2 separate regions of the Homo sapiens genome follow, and region 1 is linked to region 2. Evidence: read pairs that join two places in POLR2A ChIA-PET (ENCODE). Cell type or tissue: A673. All regions are shown on one strand. Links, peaks and the distances in the headings refer to the core of each region. The heading gives the core; the rest is flanking DNA.

The links. Peaks named below come from ENCODE experiments on the same cell type or tissue, not always from the same donor. Only the 100,000 strongest peaks of a DNase experiment are listed, where the experiment ranks them.
Region 1: POLR2A ChIA-PET joins it to region 2 with 16 read pairs; 4 of 35 experiments call an interaction of 5 or more read pairs at or near these places.

Annotation. Positions count from the first base shown.
Region 1 is chr20:32,285,651-32,295,334 of GRCh38, reverse strand. All of the region lies in intron 1 of KIF3B (kinesin family member 3B), which reads right to left. Among named protein-coding and RNA genes, the nearest start is that of KIF3B, 13 kb to the right of the region's middle. In A673, for the core only: no CTCF peak of the experiment used is centred there; no DNase peak of the experiment used is centred there.
Region 2 is chr20:32,504,236-32,513,919 of GRCh38, reverse strand. It overlaps NOL4L (nucleolar protein 4 like), which reads left to right. Exons shown (of 11, transcript NM_001256798.2): 4 at 2,464-2,573. It overlaps LOC101929698 (a long non-coding RNA gene), which reads right to left and starts at 3,961. Exons shown (of 3, transcript NR_110619.1): 1 at 3,252-3,961; 2 at 2,532-2,705. RefSeq lists a silencer at 2,547-2,942 and enhancers at 6,655-7,336, 7,337-8,019. In A673, for the core only: no CTCF peak of the experiment used is centred there; no DNase peak of the experiment used is centred there.

The sequences.
Region 1 (9,684 bases), core at 3,328-5,827, 220 kb after region 2:
GGCGACAGAGCGAGATTCTGTCACAAAAGAAAAAAAAAAGGGGGCGGGGGGCGTCACCTTTTTTGTAAGCCAAACAGTTGCGTGAACTGTCTAAAAAGTTTCAAAATGTCCCTTACAGAAAGAACATATAAGAGCCACAGCATCTCAAATTGGCACAACATACTTGAGGGCAGTCAGGCAATCAGTACCAAAACTCTAAATGTGAATACTCCCTTGAAACAGCAATTCCATTTCTTGGAATTATTTTAAGGACATAATTGAGTAACTAAATACATGTGCAACAATGTAATACACAATTTGTGTTTGTCACATCACCACCTCTAAGCACTTAAATGCTCATCAATAAGGGAGTGGTTAGATTATGGCACATCTCTACAATGGGAAACTATGAAGTCATTAAAAATGGCAACAAACCTCTAGGTATTTAGATATGGGCAATATTCAAGACATATTGCTGAGTGAAGAAAAAGGCTACTAAACAGAATTACTATGATACAGTTAATGTTTATGTGTACAGGCACATGTGCAGATGCAGATTTGGGGAACACAGAGTAAAGACATTGTTAAAAGCATGAGCTGAGGTGTTCAGCAGGTCTGGCTTTGAATTTCTGCTCTGCCATTTACTAGCTATAAAATCTCAAGAAACTAAGTCACAGTTTCTTCTTCCACCAAGTATGGTTAATAGCAATATCTCCCTTAAAGAACTGTTCTGAGGATTAAATAAACTAATGAATGTTAAATGCTTAGCTTTTAACATTGAAAAGTACTAATAAATACTCATGAAATGCAGGTAATATTGACCTCTAGGGTGGTGCGCCTGCAGGCTATTTTTTTGCTTTCTTTGTATTTTTTGATGGGTGCATGTATTTTGATTTTTATAATTAAGGTGGGGGAAGCAATAAAGCAATGTTTTCTTTGGAGAAAAGTCCAGAACTTTGATTTCAGCTTAAATGTCTGAAGAAGACACGCTAGTTCTCCGGAAAGAAACCTAAAAACGTCACAGTCAAGTAACAAGGACAATAAATGCCTGCCCTGAATTCAAACTGGCGCCATGTACTCTCTGTCATTTGATGACACAAAGAGGCAAACAAAGCATTTATTTAGGCAGGGAAAGAAGAAAAGAAACTCTTTTTGGCATTCAATTGTAAAACATAAAATACATTCAAAAATATATTCAAGTCTGTTGGACAACACCTACTATTCAGAATCAATGCAGTTCTTGGGTTTTATTGTATTCAATAGTCACAACTCACAGTATACCAAGAGCTTAATGTGAGTCCTCTTTTAATCCTCAAAATCACCTTGGGAGGAAGGCAGGCATTAGCCTCATTTAAAGAATAAGGATCAGAGACTCAGGGAAATTAATTTGCCCAAGGTTACACGACAATTAAGTGGAAGAGTCAGGATTCAAAACCAGATTTGTCTTATTTTAAAACCCATATATAAACCCATATATTTTTAAAACACCTGATATATACGCATATATACATGTGTATGTCTATGCAAAGATTAACGCAATTCAAGCTGTACAGAGTGTACAGTGAACATGTAAATCTTCCTAACATATCTGCATTGCTCCTTCATCTTCATCTTTTGCTTTTAAACCTTTTTAACTCAAGTAGCAGTATACTATATACCACTGTACTTCTTCCTATATAAATCTTGGAGAACTCCTTCTCCCCGCCCCCCAACTCATTTTGTGTTGTTTTCTTTGTTTGTTTTTTTGAGACAGACTCTTGCTCTGCACTCCAGGCTGGAGTGCAGTGGCATGATGTTGGCTCGCCATAGCCTCAACCTCCTGGGCTCAGGTAGTCTTCCCACCTCAACCTCCTCAGTAGCTGGGACTACAGGTACATGCCACCAAACCTAATTTTGTTTTTATTTTTTGTAGAGACAAATGTCTCACTATGTTGCCCAGGCTGGTCCCCAGGCTGGTCTCAAACTCCTGGCTCAAGTGATCCTTCCGTCTCTCAGCCTCCCAAAGTATGGGATTACAGGCATCAGACACCATGCTTAGCTGCTTCTTTTTCCTTTCTTTTCTGTCTTACTTCCTTTCATTCATTCATTCATTCACTCATTTATTTTGAGACAGAGTCTCAGTTGCCCAGGCTGGAGTGCAGTGGCACAATCACAGCTCACTGCAACGTCAACCTCCTGGGGTCAAGCAATCTTCCCACCTCAGACTCCCAAGTACCTGGGACTATAAGCACACCCCACCACATCCAACTAATTTTTTATTTTTTGTAGAGACGGGGTTTTGCCATGTTGGCCAGGCTGGTCTTGAACTCCTGACCTCAGGTGTTCCGCCTGCCTTGGCCTCCCAAAGTGCTGGGATTACAGTCATGAGCCACTGCGCCCAGCCAAAAAATGTCTTTGATCAGTCAGTCCCTTATTGAGGGACCTTCTGATGGTCTCTGGTCATTTGCTACTGCAAACAGTACTGCAGTGGCTATACTGAACATATATACCTTTAGGGTAAGTGGGAGTAGTTGGTAGGATCCACTCCCAGAGGTAGGACTGTTGTACACATTCTATTGTTTTTTAAGAGTCAAGGTCTTCACATTCTGTTGTTTTTCAAGAGCCAAGGTCTTGCTCTGTTGCCCAGGCTGGAGTGCAGTGGCAGAATCTCAGCTTACTGCAGCCTCGAACTCCTCGCTCAAGCAATCGTCCCACCTCAGCCTCCAGAGTAGCTGGGACTACAGGCGTGCGCCACTGGACCCGACTTTTCTTTTTTTTTTTTTTTTTTTTTTTCTATTTTTAGTAGAGACGAGGTTTCACCGTGTTGGCCAGGCTGGTCTCAAACACCTGACCTCAAGTGATCCACCCACCTCAGCCTCCCAAAGTGCTAGGATTACAGGCATGAGCCACCATGCCTGGACTAATTTTTAAAATTGTTTGTAGAAGTTGGGGGGGGTCTTGCTTTGTTGCACAGGCTGGTCTCAAACTCTTGGCTTCATGTGATTCTCCCACTTAGGCCTCCCAAACTGCTGGTATTACAGGTCCATCATGTAATACCAGCCACCATGGTGAGCCACTACGTCCAGCTCCTTTTTTGATCTTGATTCAAACAAACCAACTGTTAAGAAATGTACAAGGACCAAGCTAGGTGGTTCACCACCCATAATCCCAGCACTTTGGGAGGCTGAGGTGGGAGGATCACTTGAGCCTAGGAGTTCAAGACCAGCTTGGACAAGATGGCAAGATCCTGTCTCTACAAAAAAATTTTTAAAAATTAGCCAGGTGCGGTGGTATATGCCTGTGGCCCCAGCTACTCAGGAGGCTAAGTTGGGAGGATCACTTGAGCCCAGGAGTTTGCTTGAGCCGCCTAAGAGTTTGAGGCAGCAGTGAGCTCTGACTACACCACTGCACTCAAGCCTGGGTGATACAGTGAGACCCTGTCTCAAGAAAAAAAAAATGAGGCGAGGCGCGGTGGCTCACACCTGTAATCCCAGCACTTTGGGAGGCCGAGGAGGGTGCATCACTCGAGGTCAGGAGTTCAAGACCAGCCTAGCTAACATGGTGAAACCCTGTCTCTACTAAAAATATAAAAATTAGTTGGGTGTGGTGCATGCATGTCTGTAATCCCAGCTACTTGGGAGGCTGAGGCAGGAGAATTGCTTGAACCCGGGAGGCAGAGATTGCAGTGGGCCTAGATCGCACCACTGCACTCCAGCCCGGGTGACAGAGCGAGACTCTGTCTCAAAAAAAAAAAAAAAATGTATAAGACAATCAAGGAAATTGGAACACTGGATATGAGACAATGTAAGAAATTATTTTTACGTGTAAAAAAATGTTATTATTTTAAAAAGAAAGTTCTTATCCTCTAGAGGTAAACAAGAATATTTTCAGATAAAGTTATATGCCATCTGGGATCTTTTTCAGGGGTGGGGTGCATGGAAGGTTATAGGTAAAATAGGATTGCCAAGTGCTGAGAACTGCTGGAGGTGGGTAATGGGTTCATGATTCATTACATTATTCTAGTTTTATGCATAATTGGGATTTTCCAAATGAAAAAAAAATCACCCTCTAACCAATGGCTTATCATTTAAAATTTTTTTAAAATTACAGTAAAAAACCCCACATAATATAAAATTTACCCTCTTAATCATTTTAAGTGTATAGTTCAGTAGTGTTAACTATATTCACATTGTTGTATAACACATTTCTAGAACTTTTTCATCTTGCAAAGCTGAAACTTTATAACCACTGAACAATTCCCCATTTCCCCCTCTCCTTAGCCCCTGGTAACCATGTTTCCATGATTTTGTCTACTCTAGCTACCTCGGATAAGTGGAATCATAACAGTATTTGTCCTTTTGTGACTGGCTTATTTCACTCAGCACAATGCCCTCAAGGTTCATCAATACTAAAGCATGTGTCAGAACTTCCTTCTTTTTTAAGGCTGAATAATATTCCATTCCATGTATGCACTATATATATTTTCTTTTTTTTTTTTTTGAGACACAGTCTTGCTGACACCCAGGCTGGAGTGCAGTGGTGCAATCACAGCTCACTGCATCCTTGAACTCCTAGGCTCAAGCAATCCTCCCACCTCAGCCTTTTGAGTAGCTGAGACTACAGGTACATGCCACCATACTGAGCTAATTTATTATTATTATTATTTGTTATAGAAACAAGGTCTCACTATATTGCCCAGGCTGGTCTGGAACTCCTGGGTTCAAGCAATCCTTCCGCCTTGGCCTCCCAAAGTGCTGGGATTACAGGCGTGAGCCATCGCGCCTGGCCTGTACCACATATTCTTTATCCATTTATCTGTTAACGGACATTTGGGCTGCTTCTACCTCTTGGCTATTGTGAATAATGCTATGGGCAGAGGGCCATAGCAAAACCTGTATTTAACAGGCAGAGGTAGCCTGAATAGCCAAAAAGAGATTCAGACACACCTGGGACTGAAACCCAGCTCTATCATTCCTAGTTTTGTTTGTTTGTTTTTGAGATGGAGTCTTGCTGTCACCCAGGCTGCAGTGTAGTGGCGTGATCTCGGCTCACTGCAACTTCCACCTCCCAGGTTCAAGGGATTCTCCTGCCTCAGCTTCCCAAGCAGCTGGGATTACAGGCGCCTGCCACCACGCACGGCTAACTTTTGTATTTTTAGTAGAGCGTGGGTTTCACTATGTTGGCCAGGCTGGTCTCGAATTCCTGACCTCAGGTGTTCTACCTGCCTCGGCCTCCTAAAGTGCTGGGAGCCACTGTGCCCAGCCTATCATTCGTAGTTCTGAGGCTCTGTGAAAGTTTCTTACCCCTCGGAGCTGATTTCCTCATCTGTAAAATGGGAATATCACTAACACCTGCTGCTTGGGGCCGTGTGAGGACTAGAAGAAGACAGGCAGCAAGCGTCTGGCCCACAAGTGGTAACTCTGCCCTGACCCAATTTGCAGGAGAAAAAAAACAGAGACTTAGACAGGGAAGTAACATGGCACACTGAGTTAATAAGTGGCAAAGCAAGCTGAAACCAGGTCCATCTGGCTCCAAAGTCCATGGCCTTTCTTCCACACCAGCATGTCCTAAATGTCAATAATCCGATTGTTTCTGGACAATTTTCGCCATGTCTATCATCACCTGTACTATTATTTACTTAACGTTTTTTCTTTAAATCTACTTTGCTTAACACAAAGTTTATTTTAAAAAGAAACTTTATATAACCACCATGAATGGAAAATCAGTATCACTTGTTATAAATAGAAAGTAACTGTGAAAATAAATATAAGAACAGACAACAATGTTACTAAATTCTAGCTAAATACTGTAGCTTATCTGAGGCCTTAAGCTTGATCACCATTGGTTTGAAAGGGAGCTTAATAAGTGTTAAGAAATAGACTAGTGGCCGAGCATGGTGGCTCCCGCCTGTAGTCCCAGCCCTTTGGGAGGCCAAGGCAGGTGGATCACAAGGTCAGGTGTTCAAGACCAGCATGGCTAAGATGGTGAAACCCCGTCTTTACTAAAAATACAAAAATTAGCCGGGCATGGTGGCAGGCACCTGTAATCCCAGCTACTCAGGAGGCTGAGGCAGAGAACTGCTTGAACCCAGGAGGCAGAGGTTGCAGTGAGCTGAGATCGTGCCACTGCACTCCAGCCTGGGTGACTGAGACTCCATTTCAAAAAAAAAAAAAAAAAAACCAGACCAGTACCAAACAAATACAGTATTCTTGACACAGTCAGAAGAACCAAGAGAGAGTTTTAAAGGGAATAGCTCTCACCACTACATTCAACATAATTTTGGATGTTGTGTTTGACTGTTACCCAAACTCTCCTCCTATTCCACCTGGTTCAGCTCTGCAGAATATAAGGACCCACTCAGAACCCCGGATCAGAATCTTGTCTTATCAAGATTCATGCCTACGCATGCTACCTTTATAGTAAACAGTTTCCAAAGTTGATCCAACAGAATTTCCCATAAATCATAGGATTTATTTTATTAATATGATGAGTTAAATGCTTTTTGAAAAATCCCTCTTCAAAAGTCCATCAGAACTGTCTTGGCTCATTGTCCAATGTTATAATGATATGCTTGCTCTCACAGTTCATACAGTGCACATCACTTGAACCCAGGAGGCGGAGGTTGCAGTGAGCTGAGGCGACAGAGTGAGACTCCAATGCTGTACATAAAATGTTTCCAGTTAATGTTGCCAATAAACAGCCTATTCAGAGAACGAAGGGTTGAAATGACAAAGGCCTATGTTCTGGGTCCTACTCACAGGGAATTCTTCATCAGAAAGAAAAATGGATAAAGAGAAGACTAAAAAGAAGGTGAGAAAAACTACTACATCAAAAAAATACTTCATCATATGTAAAATATATCTAAATAAAGTTCATTTTTTGTTTGTTTGGAGACAGGATCTCATTCACTGTGTCACCCAGGCTGGAATGCAGTAGCGCAATCATGGCTCACTGTAGCCTTGAACTCCTGGGCTTGAACTTGCCTCAGCTTCCCGAGTAGTTGGGAGTACAGGTGCAAGCCACTGCACCCGGGTAAATTTTCATATGTTTTGTATAGATGGGGTCTCACTATGCTGCCCAGGCTGGTCTCAAACTTCTGGCCTCAAGCAATCTTCCCACTTAGGCCTCCCAAAGTGCTGGGATTACAGGAATGAGCCACCACATCCAGCTAAATCTGTTTTTTAAAGATACTTTTAGGCCAGGCACGGTGGCTCACGCCTGTAATCCCAGCACTTTGGGAGGCCGAGATGGGCAGATCTCAAGGTCAGGGGTTCAAGACCAGCCTGACCAACATGGTGAAACCCTATCTCTACTAAAAATACCAAAATCAGCTGGGCGTGGTGGTGTGCACCTGTAATCCCAGGTACTCAGGAGGCTGAGGCAGGAGAATCACTTGAACCCAGGAGGCGGAGGTTGCAGTGAGCTGAGACTGCACCACTGCACTCCAGCCTAGGCGACAGAGTGAGACTCCATCTGAAAAAAAAAAAAAAAAAAAAAAAAAAAAGATACTTTTAGAGGATCCTAAGAAGGGAAATGGACAGTTCTCTGTTAGAATTTTTTAAAGTTCAAACTTTTCACAAACCACTTATTTAGAATTGTTCTCTTAAGAGGCTGAGAGAGAAGGAGATATTCTGTATAACACATTATATGTGATTATAAAAAGGTGGAAACAACTTCAATGCTCAATGCCAGGGAAAGTGTAGTAGTTACTACTAAACTACTAACATGTAGTAATAACTACTAAACACAAAAACACAGCAAGGCGTAGTGGCTCACACTTGTAGTCTCAGCACTTTGGGAGGCTGAGTCAGGAGCATTGCTTGAGGCCAGGAGTTGAGACCAGCCTGAGCAACATAGTGAGATCCTGCCTCCATGAAAAATTTAAAAATTAGCCACAAGTGGTGGCACGCACCTGTGGCCCTGGCTGCTTAGGAAGCTGAGGTGGAAGGACCACTTGAGCCCAGGAGCTGGAGGTTACGGTGAGCTATGATCATGCCACAGTATTCCAGCCTGGGCAACGGAGCGACACCCTATCTCAAAAATAAACAAATAAAAAAAATAGATTGGGCCTGGTGGCTCACACTTGTAATCTGAGCACTTTGGGAGGCCAAGGCAGGAGGATCGCTTGAGCCTAGGAGTTTGAGACCAGCCTGAGCAACATAGTGAGACCCTGTTTCTACAAAAATAAAATGAAACAAAAATTGAAATAAATAAGTACAAAAATATGGAAAAATGGTTATGAAATAATGTTAAGCAAACATTTCCAAATAGAAAATGGGAAATATGCTTTGAATACAACTTTCTAAAAATATACTTGCAAGTAGTCAAGTAAGCTAAAACCTGAGTTAGGATACCATCACCATGGGTAAATTCCCCAACCAAATTGTAATTCTGTCTGTCTTTTCAGCTTTAGGTTAACACTGCCATGTTAAAAACATTATTTAAGGGGGGTTGCCTTTGTAATTTAAAATTTTTAACATTAAAGGACCTAGTTTAAAGAAATCATCAGCAGTGCAGACAAAGGTTTACACAAAATAATCATCATTAAGATGTTCTCTGAAGCATTACTCATAATGTTTAAATGTTGAAAATGGCCTAAATAACAACAATGGAGGAAACAGGTGAGAACTGCAAGCCTATGAGATAAAATGTATTTAGGAATACATTTGTATATGGACAGTAAAATGTTAACAGTAGTTATTTCTCAGTGGTGGATCTTAAAGTCAGCCTTATTTAATCTGTTCAGTATTTTCCTCATTTTTTTACTCAATGGAAGTTTATTATTTTTATAATCGGAAAAAATTATATATTTTTAAAAGGCTGACAATTGAAGAATAAGGAAAAACATTACATATATTTCTTAGGCCAGAGTCTAACTTATTATTGCAGATCTTGCAAAACCAGTAACTACTTCCACCAAGGACTATCTTCTTGTGGTTATCTTTAGGTAACTTGAACTGATATTTTATCTTACCTAGATGGAATCTTTTATGATTTGCCAGCTAGATTTTTTGCTTATGTTCTGAAATGTGTTACAAAGTAATGATTACTGTAGTCTGCTAAGCTGCTAGAGATTGTGCTATGAGCTTTTAGTTTCTGTTTAATTTATGTCACACACAAAAGGCCAAGCAAGCCCTTCCTGAAAGCACTGCTGAAGGTGATATGAAGGACTCCAGAGTGGTTAAGTCCCAAGCTCCCAATAATCTATGGCAATTTCTATTTCACTTGAACCCATTTCCATTTATAGACTATATTCAAGCATGACAAAATGCAAGTGCTGCAAATGTCTTGCCAAAAACTTTAAAAATAAAAGCCACACCCACCATGATTATCACTGGTTCCCTCTCTAATGCAAATTATGAGTTAAATAAATCAGCATGCTAAAGATAGATCTTCCTGTGTGAAGAGCTCAATGTCCGCAATCAGTGTGACAAAGTGAGAAGACACAATGTGTCACCATGATTAACTGAACCTTAAACATGAACATCCCAAGCTGCTGTGCAGATGTGTGATGCTGATAAGATGAGCTGATTGTAATGCTCTCTGACTGCCAAGAAATACGCTCTAAAAGCCACACCCGAAAGGTCTGGGAGAAAGCTCAGTATGAAGTCACCAAGAAAGAACAAAATATCACCCAACTCAAGGTTCAGTCTTGTGGGCAGGGCTGGAAGGGCTTTGGGAAGAACTGTCCTATATCTTTATTTTACATATATATATGTATGCGCA
Region 2 (9,684 bases), core at 3,920-6,419:
TAAATTATGGTAAAACATTTACAGCACAAAAACTTGCCTTTTTAATAATTTTGTTTGTTTGTTTCTGTTGTTGTTGTTGAGACACAGTCTCTGTCACCCAGGCTGGATCGCAGTGCTGCCTCAACGTCCTGGGCTCAGGTGATCCTCCCACCTCAGCCTCCCGAGTAGCTGGGACTTCAGGCACGTGCCACCACACCCAGCTAACATTTTTACCTTTTAGTAGAGACGAGGGACTCACTATGTTTCCCAGGCTGGCCTTGAACTCCTGGGGTCAAGCAGTCCTCCTGCCTCTGCCTCCCAAAGTGCTGGGATTACATGCGTGAGCCACCGTGCCCGGCTTAATCGTTCCATTTTAAAGATATTATATTCACACTGTTGAGCAATCATCACCACTATCTATTTCCAAAACTTTTTCATCACCCTAAACAGAAACTCTGTACCCATTAAGCAATAACGTCCCATTCCCTCAGCCACCAGTCCCCAGTAACCTCGAGTTACTTTCTGTCTCTTTGAATTTGCCTATTCTAAGTATTTCGTGTAAGTAGAATCATACAGTGGTTGTCGTTTTATGTCTGGCTTCTTGCCCTTGGTATCGCGTTTTCAAGGTTGCAGGGACCCTTTTGGGCTATGGCTCTTGAGGGGCAGGTATTATAAGTCACCCCCGGATATCCTCTGGTCCTCCTGGACCTCGGCCCTGTCACCCTGCAGCCTGTCTCTTGGGCCTCCTTGTGATGGTAGAGGGCACTTGGTCTGGAAGTTGCTCCCACTTTTCCTCACGCTATGGAAATCCCAGCCCATCAGTGGGACTATGTACCAGGGGCACCTTTTGATTAAAAGGCTGGGGCAAAATGAATCTGGCCTGAAGTCCTTGGAAGAAGGAGGAGGAGGCCAGGTAACAAGTAATTGAAACAATTCCTACAGCAGCTTGGTCAGAGATTTTAATGGTTATCAAATTATGTCCCTACCTTTTAATTTCTTGTAATCTGTTCCAAAAAGGCAAGAAATAAGATCAGAAATACGGAGCAATATTTATGCACAAAGATGTCCCCTGCAGTGTTGTTTATAATAGCCCCAATGGGAACAACCTAAATAGCCAATCGTTAGAGAATGACTTAAGCAAATTATGGTAAAATATTACATGGCCATAAAAATTCTACTTACAAAGCAAAATAAGATTCTTGATGTTGGGGAAAATACCTATGACAAAATGTTAAGGAAAAAAAAACTTTTTAAAAGCAGACTGGAATTCTCTGTATGCATTATGAGATCATGTGTAAAAAAGAAAAATCACAGGGAAAAAATAAACAGAAGCATATGCCAAGCTGCGTGGTGCAATTATGGTTTTTAAATTTTTTCTTTACATCTTTCTGTACTTTGCAAATTCTCTGCAAAAAGAACATGCATCACTTTGATCTTCAGGACAACAAAGGAATAAATGGGAGGAGAATGTTCCTCTGCATATGATGAAGGAGGAACCAGAATTTGGGGGCTACTGAAGGCCTGGCTCAGACCTGGGAGGCATAAGGCACCTGAGGATGTTTTTGGGGGATGCTATGGGGTGGCGGGATTGGGTGAGGTGAGAGTGGCATGTGTTCACCTGGAAGATAACTGACTTAGACAGTGGTTGGAAACACAGATGCCTTCAAGGGTCTGGCAAGTATCATAATTGATACTTGCAAATGAGCAAAGCTGTGCAATATGATAAGGAGTGGTGGGGACTGTGGCAAAATGGGAGCCACACACCCTGTCTAAAAGAAGTGGCTGCTGAAGTGGCAGTGGTTGCTTGCCTTCGGGAGTGGGGGCCCCATGTGGCCAGACCTTATGTTCTTCAAAGAAGCCAAAAATTCCTATAAACGTGTGTGTGTGTTGTGGGGGTGGGTTTGCTGGGTTTTTTTGTTTGTTTTTTAGAGATAGATTCTCACTCTGTTGCTGAGGCTGGAGTGCAGTGGTGCCATCACAGCTCACTGCAGACTGCAGCCTTGACCACCTGGCCTCAAGCGATCCTCCCACTTCAGCCTCCTATGTAGCTAGGACTACAGGCACACACCACCACGTCTGGCTAATTTATTTTATTATTTGTAAAGACGAGATCTCCCTGTGTTGCCCAGGCTGGTCTCGAACTCCTGGGGCCTGTGTCCCCTCCTGGGGCTCAAGGGATCCTCCTGCCTTGGCCTCCCAAAGTGCTGGAATTACAGGCATGAGCCAGCACGCCCGGCCTCATTGTTTTTTAACGTGTGAAATCTCTAAATAGAACACTGGCATTTAATAAAAAAAAAATATTTTTGACACCATGCAGTCCACATCTCTGGGCCAGATGTGGGTGAGCCACAGAGTCTGCGACCTCTGACCTGTCCCTTCTCCTCCAAGGTGGCTTCCTCTTCCACGGGCTCTGTTAAATGCTCCATGTGGGCAACAGGCCCGCAGCACAGACTGAAAGGGCTTTCCTTTTGTTCTTTCTGCCAGAAAACGAGCCTCCATCTCCACTGGTCTCTGGGATTATTGATTACAACATGCCCCTCACCTCCACCTACCTGAAGCAGATGAAGCTTCGAGTGATGAATTCCCAGGAGCAGGTAAGGCGGCCGTCTCCCCTCACCCCACCTGGAGGCGTCCTGACTTGCCTGGCGGTGGTTGATTCTTTCCAAGACTTGGGGCCACAGCTTGTGTAAACACACGGGAAATCAAAGAGGCCCTTATCTGGTTATCTGGGTTGTCCAGGCGGAGAGGCGGGAGGCAAGAATGTGTTTCTCGTGAGAGGGTCTCCTGTGCAGACAGCCCTGCAGGTCTTCAGGGAGAAAACTTTCCCCTTGGGTGGGCTCGTGGGAGGAGGGGGAGGAGGGGACGTGGAAGGGAGGGAGCCGCAGCCCTGGCCCCTGGAGTTGTTCTTTCTCTGCTCTGCCCTTTATCGCTGGCCTCTTGCCACCTTCCCCCAGGGAGGCAAGAGAGAGTAGCCGCCTGCCTGTGGCCTCTGTCACTCTTGGGGCCCAGAGGACTAGGGGATAGTCCTTGGAGGGTGGACCTGGGGCCTCCTGGCCGTCCAAGCCTCCCCAGCTGGGGTTTGCCAAGGGCCGTGAGACACCATGGAAACAGGCTATGAAAAGAAACTCCCTCTCGCCTGCCTTCCCACACAGTCCACCTCCTAACCCTTTGCAAAGCACGTAGCCTGACTGTCTTTCAAAGAAGGACTAGGTGAGTTCCCCTCCACCTCCACCCCCCAACCACTGCCTAAAACCAGGGTAATCACTTCTTGCCTTCAGCTTGGAGTGTTCTCATCTCTTATGGCATCCAAACCCATCATGTCCTTGTGGCCCTAGCAGGGGATTGGATTCTTTCTCTCCCATTGAAAGATGGGTCAGAACTCGAGTCTGTCTTCCAGCCCTGGATGCAGCTGTCCTGCGCTGCCGGTCTCCAGCCCTGGGTGCGGCCGTCCTGTGCACTGGTCTCCTTGACAACCCCAGCATGCGTGCTCCGAGGGGGTGGTGGCTCCTTGGCCAGATCCATGGTGATGTAGCAGGACACGTGCAGGTGGCATCTTGGCCCGTGTTACCCAGTTTGAGGACTTCAGCTGGGTGGCTTGAACCTGCAGAGCTGCGTATTCCTTTCAAGAGGCAGGGCGGCCAGCCCTCCTGTCCCCACACTGTGCCCAGACCCTAGAGGCTGTGTGACGTAGGCTTTGCTCTGAGCGGTAGAACTGTTTGCTAGAACTGTGTCTCCCACGTCTTCTCATCTGAGCGTGCCTGTTCTGGGATGGTTGCATCTCCAAAAACTTCACATCATCACAAATAATTCCAGTGGGGAAAATGGGCTTGGGTTGGGTTTCCAACGCACAAAGGCAAAGTAGTTTGAGCTGCAGGAGTGTCGGTAATGAGGGTGTTGCTTTTGTTGTTGGTTATAGAATCCCAGCACCACTGTGCAGCCTCTGCATTAGGTCTCCTCTCACTGCCACTGAAGAGCAATCTGTGGCCTTTCTTTCCTGTAGCCATCCTCACTGTCTCCGGCACCTGGCTTCGTAAACACTGTTATCACCGTGCTCATCTGTGCCCATGAAGAATGAAGCACAAAACCGCACAAACAGCCGGAAGCACAGCCCCCTGGTTTTGTTTCATACAGAATGGCACTAAATCCAGGTCACCACTAGAACCAGTAGTGGTCAGTGTCGTGCAAGTTGCGATCTCTCACTAACAAATCAGATATTTGATCTGGTTAAAAATCCTAACTGTATCTTCACTTGCGTCAATGGAAGGAGGGGAGTTAAGACTATGGGTTAGGTGCTTTAACGAGGATTCAGTCATTCCACAAATATTTATGGAGCTCTGTTCTGTGAGCCAGGCTCTGAGGATTTACAGAAACAGCAGTACCCCTAGATTTTCTTTCTTTTCTTTTTTTTTTTTTTTTTTTTTTTGAGGCAGAGTCTCACTCTGCCACCCAGGCTGGAGTGCAGTGGCCCAATCTCGGCTCACTGTAGCTTCTGCCTCCTGGGTTCAAGTGATTCTCCTGCCTCAGCCTCCCGAGTAGCTGGGGTTACAGGCACCTGCCACCACACCTGCTAATTTTTTGTATTTTTTGTAGAGACAGGGTTTCCTCATGTTGGCCAGGCTGGTCTCGAACTCCTGGGCTCAAGCAATCTGCCTGCCTAGGCCTCCCAAAGTGCTGAGATTCCGGCTGGCATCCCTGTATTTTCTTCTGATCTAGGGGAGACAGACACCAGCCAGAGGATCCCACACAAATGCCCAGCTCACAGCAGGCAGTGATAAACAATGGAGGAAGTGATCAGTGGGGCATTGCCATGGTGCAGAAGGACACGTGGCACTGGGGGTACTTAGGGTGGGCTTGGAGGGTGGACTGAGGCAGGGGTCAGGGAAGCTGTGCCTCAGAAAGGGAGCTTCAGCTGAGAGTGGAATCTGAGGGGAAGAGAGTTCCAGGCCAAGGGAACAGCTTATGCAAAGGCCTTGTGGCTCAAGGGAGGACCAAGCCTTCAAGAGATTTGAGGGGCTGGTGTGGCTGCAGCAGAGAATGTGAGGAGTTCTGTTGCCGAAGCAAAAGGGGGAAAGCACAGTGTTGTGTGCATAAGCACCTGATGAGTATCAGGGGATGAACCGAAGTTCATGACCTGAGATGCAGGAATTGCCCTGGTGAGGCTCTGGTAGCTCCCAAAGGAAGAAAGGACTGTGGAGGGCATTTGTCTCCAGGGTGTTCTGGGAGTCCAGCTGGGGCAGGGCCAAGATCGAGGTGGCCTCTGCTTACAGTGGGGCTGGATGTGACTTCCTCAGCTTCATTAGTAGTTTCCAGGTGGGGGCCTCTGAATGTAGCCAGCTTCTTCTGAGTGCGGCAGGAGATGGAAGTTCAGGCCTGCCTTTCACCACCTGGCAGGTGAAGCAGCCTCCCGCCTCATGCCTAGAGCCCTTCATCTGTCAGTCTTCAGCACTCCATGCAAAGCAATGAGCTCTCAAGGCCTCAGCCTCTTAGGCAGTGCCGTTATCCCTGTTTTATGGCTGGGCACGTGGCGCAAGATGAAATCACATGGCTCACCAGATTATTTATCTGCAGCATCAAGGAAGGGCCAAGGACCCAGCAGTCTTTGATTCTTCAGCTTGAGTTAGAACTAAAAATACATATACTTGAATTACTAGCTTATTTCCTGTGCAGCAAAGGCAGGCCAGGGTGGGCGAATGACTCCCCACCATCCAAACACAGCCGCAGGACAGGTTCGGCTGCTGTCAAATCCGATGTCCCAAGACAAGGCTTTGAGAGTGGTTTCATTTCATCACTCTGACCACAAAATGCCAAAAGAGGACATCTGTAGTGTTTGCAAATTTCTAATGCAGGTTACATGGAAAATAAATCCAATTCTAAAGTAACCGGTAACCAGGATAAATATTTTGTTTTATTTTATTTTATTTATTTATTTTGAGATGTAGTCTCACACCGTCACCCTGGCTGGAATGCAGTGGTGCGATCTCGGCTCACTGCAACCTCCACTTCCCAGGTTCGAGCATTTCTCCTGCCTCTACCTCCCGAGTAGCTGGGATTACAGGAGGCCGCCACTAGGCCTGGCTACTTTTTTTTTGTATTTTTAGTAGAGACATGGTTCACTCTGTTGGCCAGGCTGATCTCGAACTCCTGACCTCATGATCCACCTGCCTTAGCCTCCCAAAGTGCTGGGATTACAGGCATGAGCCACTGTGCCCGGCCAGGATAAATATTTTATTAATGCTGAACAAAGCTCTATATCTGAAAACTTTGGGTAAGAAAAAATCTCAATAATCTGTTTATTTCCAACATCACGTATCCAAGAGACAAATGGTAAGATAAGGAGAACATTTTCCCTCACTTTGCTTTGATCAAAATGCAGGTGGTGGGATTTTCTTGAGGGCTGGACAGAATCATGTTACTTGTAGGCCAGTTGTATCAGATTAATATGCTAGAAAATGAGTCCTTCTCTGCAGAGGGTATTAGATAATATGAAAATTCAATAACAAGATTCACAGAAAGAAGAAAGATTCTTCTTGAAGTCTGGTTCAGTGCACCCAATATTTATAGTGTCCTCAATGTACAAGGCACCGCTATGGGGGTTAGACTCCACCCTCTCGGCACCTCCAGCCTAAGACACAGACCCCAAGAGCTGTCATCAAAGTGGCCACACTGAGCAGAAAATAGTGGAGTGTGGTCTGATCAAAGAGTTTTTTTATTTGGGAATACTCTTAAAAAGATATAAAATGGAAATTGTATTTAGTTGCACAGAGGACTGAGCCATCTTCTTGGAAGGGGCAGGGAAGGAAGATTTCAGGCCCCTTGTAGAAATTAGCTGTGGAAGCAGAGAGACAACTGTGCTCCTTCTCCCACCCAGAGGAAGCCGAGGCCCAGAGAGGCTCAGGGCTCACCTCTGGAGGACTGTGGGCACCTCCCTTGCCTCCCTCTCTGCAGTTCCTGGAGCAGAGCTAATGTCCCGCTAATGGTTTTAATGGTCCTCACAGCAGTGTGTGAAGTGGTGCAGCTCCATTGTCTGAGCCCACGTGATGGAGGTTCTAGCTTGCCCCCATTAACCTCTGCCTCCCTCTCCTCTACTGTTCTGTCCTGGCCCAGAATTTTCCTTGGGTCCTGGAGGGCAGGTGAGGAGGAGCAGACCCCTTCACAGACAGTGAGCTCTTCTTAGTAGAGGGGACAAAACAGCAGCCACAGAGCTGTCACCTGGGACAGAAAACAGAAGGGGCTAGTGCCAGGAAGTTCAGAGGCACTGGCTTATTTATTTATTTATTTGGAGATGGAGTTTTGCTCTTGTTGCCCAGGCTGGAGTGCAATGGCGCGATCTCGGCTCACTGCAACCTCTGCCTCCTGGGTTCAAGCGGTGCTCCTGCCTCAGCCTCCTGAATAGCTGAGATTACAGGCACGCACCACCACGCCCGGCTAATTTTGTATTTTTAGTAGAGATGGGGTTTCTCCATGTTGGTCAGGCTGGTCTTGAACTCCTGACCTCAGGTGATCCGCCCTCCTCGGCCTCCCAAAGTGCTGGGATTACAAGTGTGAGCCACCGTGCCGGGCCTGGCTTATTTTTAAAATGCCTGGCTTGGGCAAGCAGAGAGGGCCTGGGTGAGGGAAGCTGAGAGGTAACAGCTGGAGCAGGACCTGGGGCCAGGGGAGGCTGGAGCCAGTTTGGGGAACAGAGGAGAAGGAGGCCAGGACTCCGAGGAAGCCCCCTCCTTGGAAGCCAGGCCCAGGAGAGAGCGCTTCCTCAGTCAGCACTAGGGATCAAGGTTCAGATTTCCAGCAGGAACTTTCTCAGGCTTCCATCCCCCTAAATGGAGAAGGAAACAAGCCCACCCTGAAAAACTCTCCACATTCATTTTTTTAAGAAAACTGTGATAAATATATAAAACCTAAAATGTGCCATTTTAACCACGTTTAAGTATATAATTGAGTGGCATTGAGTATATTCACAATGTTGCACAACCATCACCAACTATCTATTTCCAAAATTTTTTCATCACCCGAAACAGAAACTCTGTACCCATTAAGCAATAATTCCCCTTCCTCCCCTCCCCCAGCCCTGGTAACCTCTATTCTGCTTTCTCTCTGTGCAGTTGGCTCTTTTAGGCACCTCATGTCAGTGGAATCAGATGTCCTTTTGTCCTTTTGTGCATCATGTCTTCAAGGTTCATCCATGTGGTAGCATGTGTCAGAACTTTATTCCTTTTTGTTAGTTTTTTGAGACAGGGTCTCACTCTGTCACCCAGGCTGGAGTGCAGTGACACGATCACAGTTCACTGCAGCCTTGCCCTCCCGGGCTCAATCTGCCCACCTCAGCCTCCTGAGTATCTGAGACCACAGGTGAGCACCACCACATCTAGCTAATTTTTGTATTTTTTTTTGTAGAGATGTGGTTTCGCCATGTTGTCTGGGCTGGTCTGGAACTCAAGCGATCTGCCCATCTCAGCCTCCCAAAGTGCTGGGATTACAGGCATGTGTGCTATTGCGCCTGACCAACTTTATTCCTTTTTATGACAATAATATTTCATTGTATTAACCATACATTTTGTTTATTGTATTTGTATTAACCACATTTTGTTTACTGCATTTATCTGTTCATGGACATTTGGGTTGTTTCCACTTTTTTGGCTAACTACATTTACTTTTTAATCATTATCTTTTCTCTTTCTTATGAACCCTCTCAATCTCCCCCCTGCCCAGAAAGACCCCCAAAATATGGGCAGACACAAAGGAGAAGGAGTGTTAATGGGTTACTGTGAGAGACTGTCACTTACTCAAACAGTGCTGACTCATGGGGTTCTTACCATGGAGAACCCAAGAGTACTGACTTAGACAACCTGTTTAAGTCTAACTGACTTAGGCTCCATGTTTAGGAGCCTGATAGCAGTGATGATTCCCTTCTTTCCTTCCTCAGGCTGCCCTGCAGCCCAGGTGAACTGGGAGTTCAGAGGAGTAATAGCAGAATGGAAACATGGCCTTGTCTCCTGCTGTGGCTCAATGTGTGTGACCTTTGATGGTCTCTTAAAGAAGCAGAGGTGGCCGGTGCAGTGGCTCACGCCTGTAATCCCAGCACTTTGGGAGGCTGAAGCGAGTGTATCACAAGGTCAAGAGATCGAGACCATCCTGGCCAACATGAGGAAACTCCATTTCTAAAAATACAAAAATTAGCTGGGCATGGTGGCACGTGCTTGTAGTCCCAGCTACTCAGAGGCTGAGGCAGGAGAATCACTTGAACCTGGGAGGCAGAGGTTGCAGTGAGCAGAGATCATGCCACTTCACTCCAGCCTGGCGACAGAGCAAGACTCAGTCAAAAAAAAAAAAGCAGCTGCAGAGGTTTTGAGATGTTTTTTTCTTTCTTTCTTTCTTTTTTTTTTTTTGATGGAGTCTCACTCTGTCACCCAGGCTGGAGTGCAGTGGCACGATCTTGGCTCACTGCAAGCTCCATCTCCTGGGTACACACCATTCTCCTGCCTCAGCCTCCCGAGTAGCTGGGACTACAGGCGCCCGCCATGACACCTGGCTAATTTTTTGTATTTTTATTAGAGACAGGGTTTCACTGTGTTAGCCAGGATGGTCTCGATCTACTGACCTCGTGATCTACCCACCTCAGCCTCCCAAAGTGCTGGGATTACAGGCGTGAGCCACCACGCCCGGCCTCTGAGATGTTTCTTTAAAGTTAAAGAGTAATCTCCATGGACT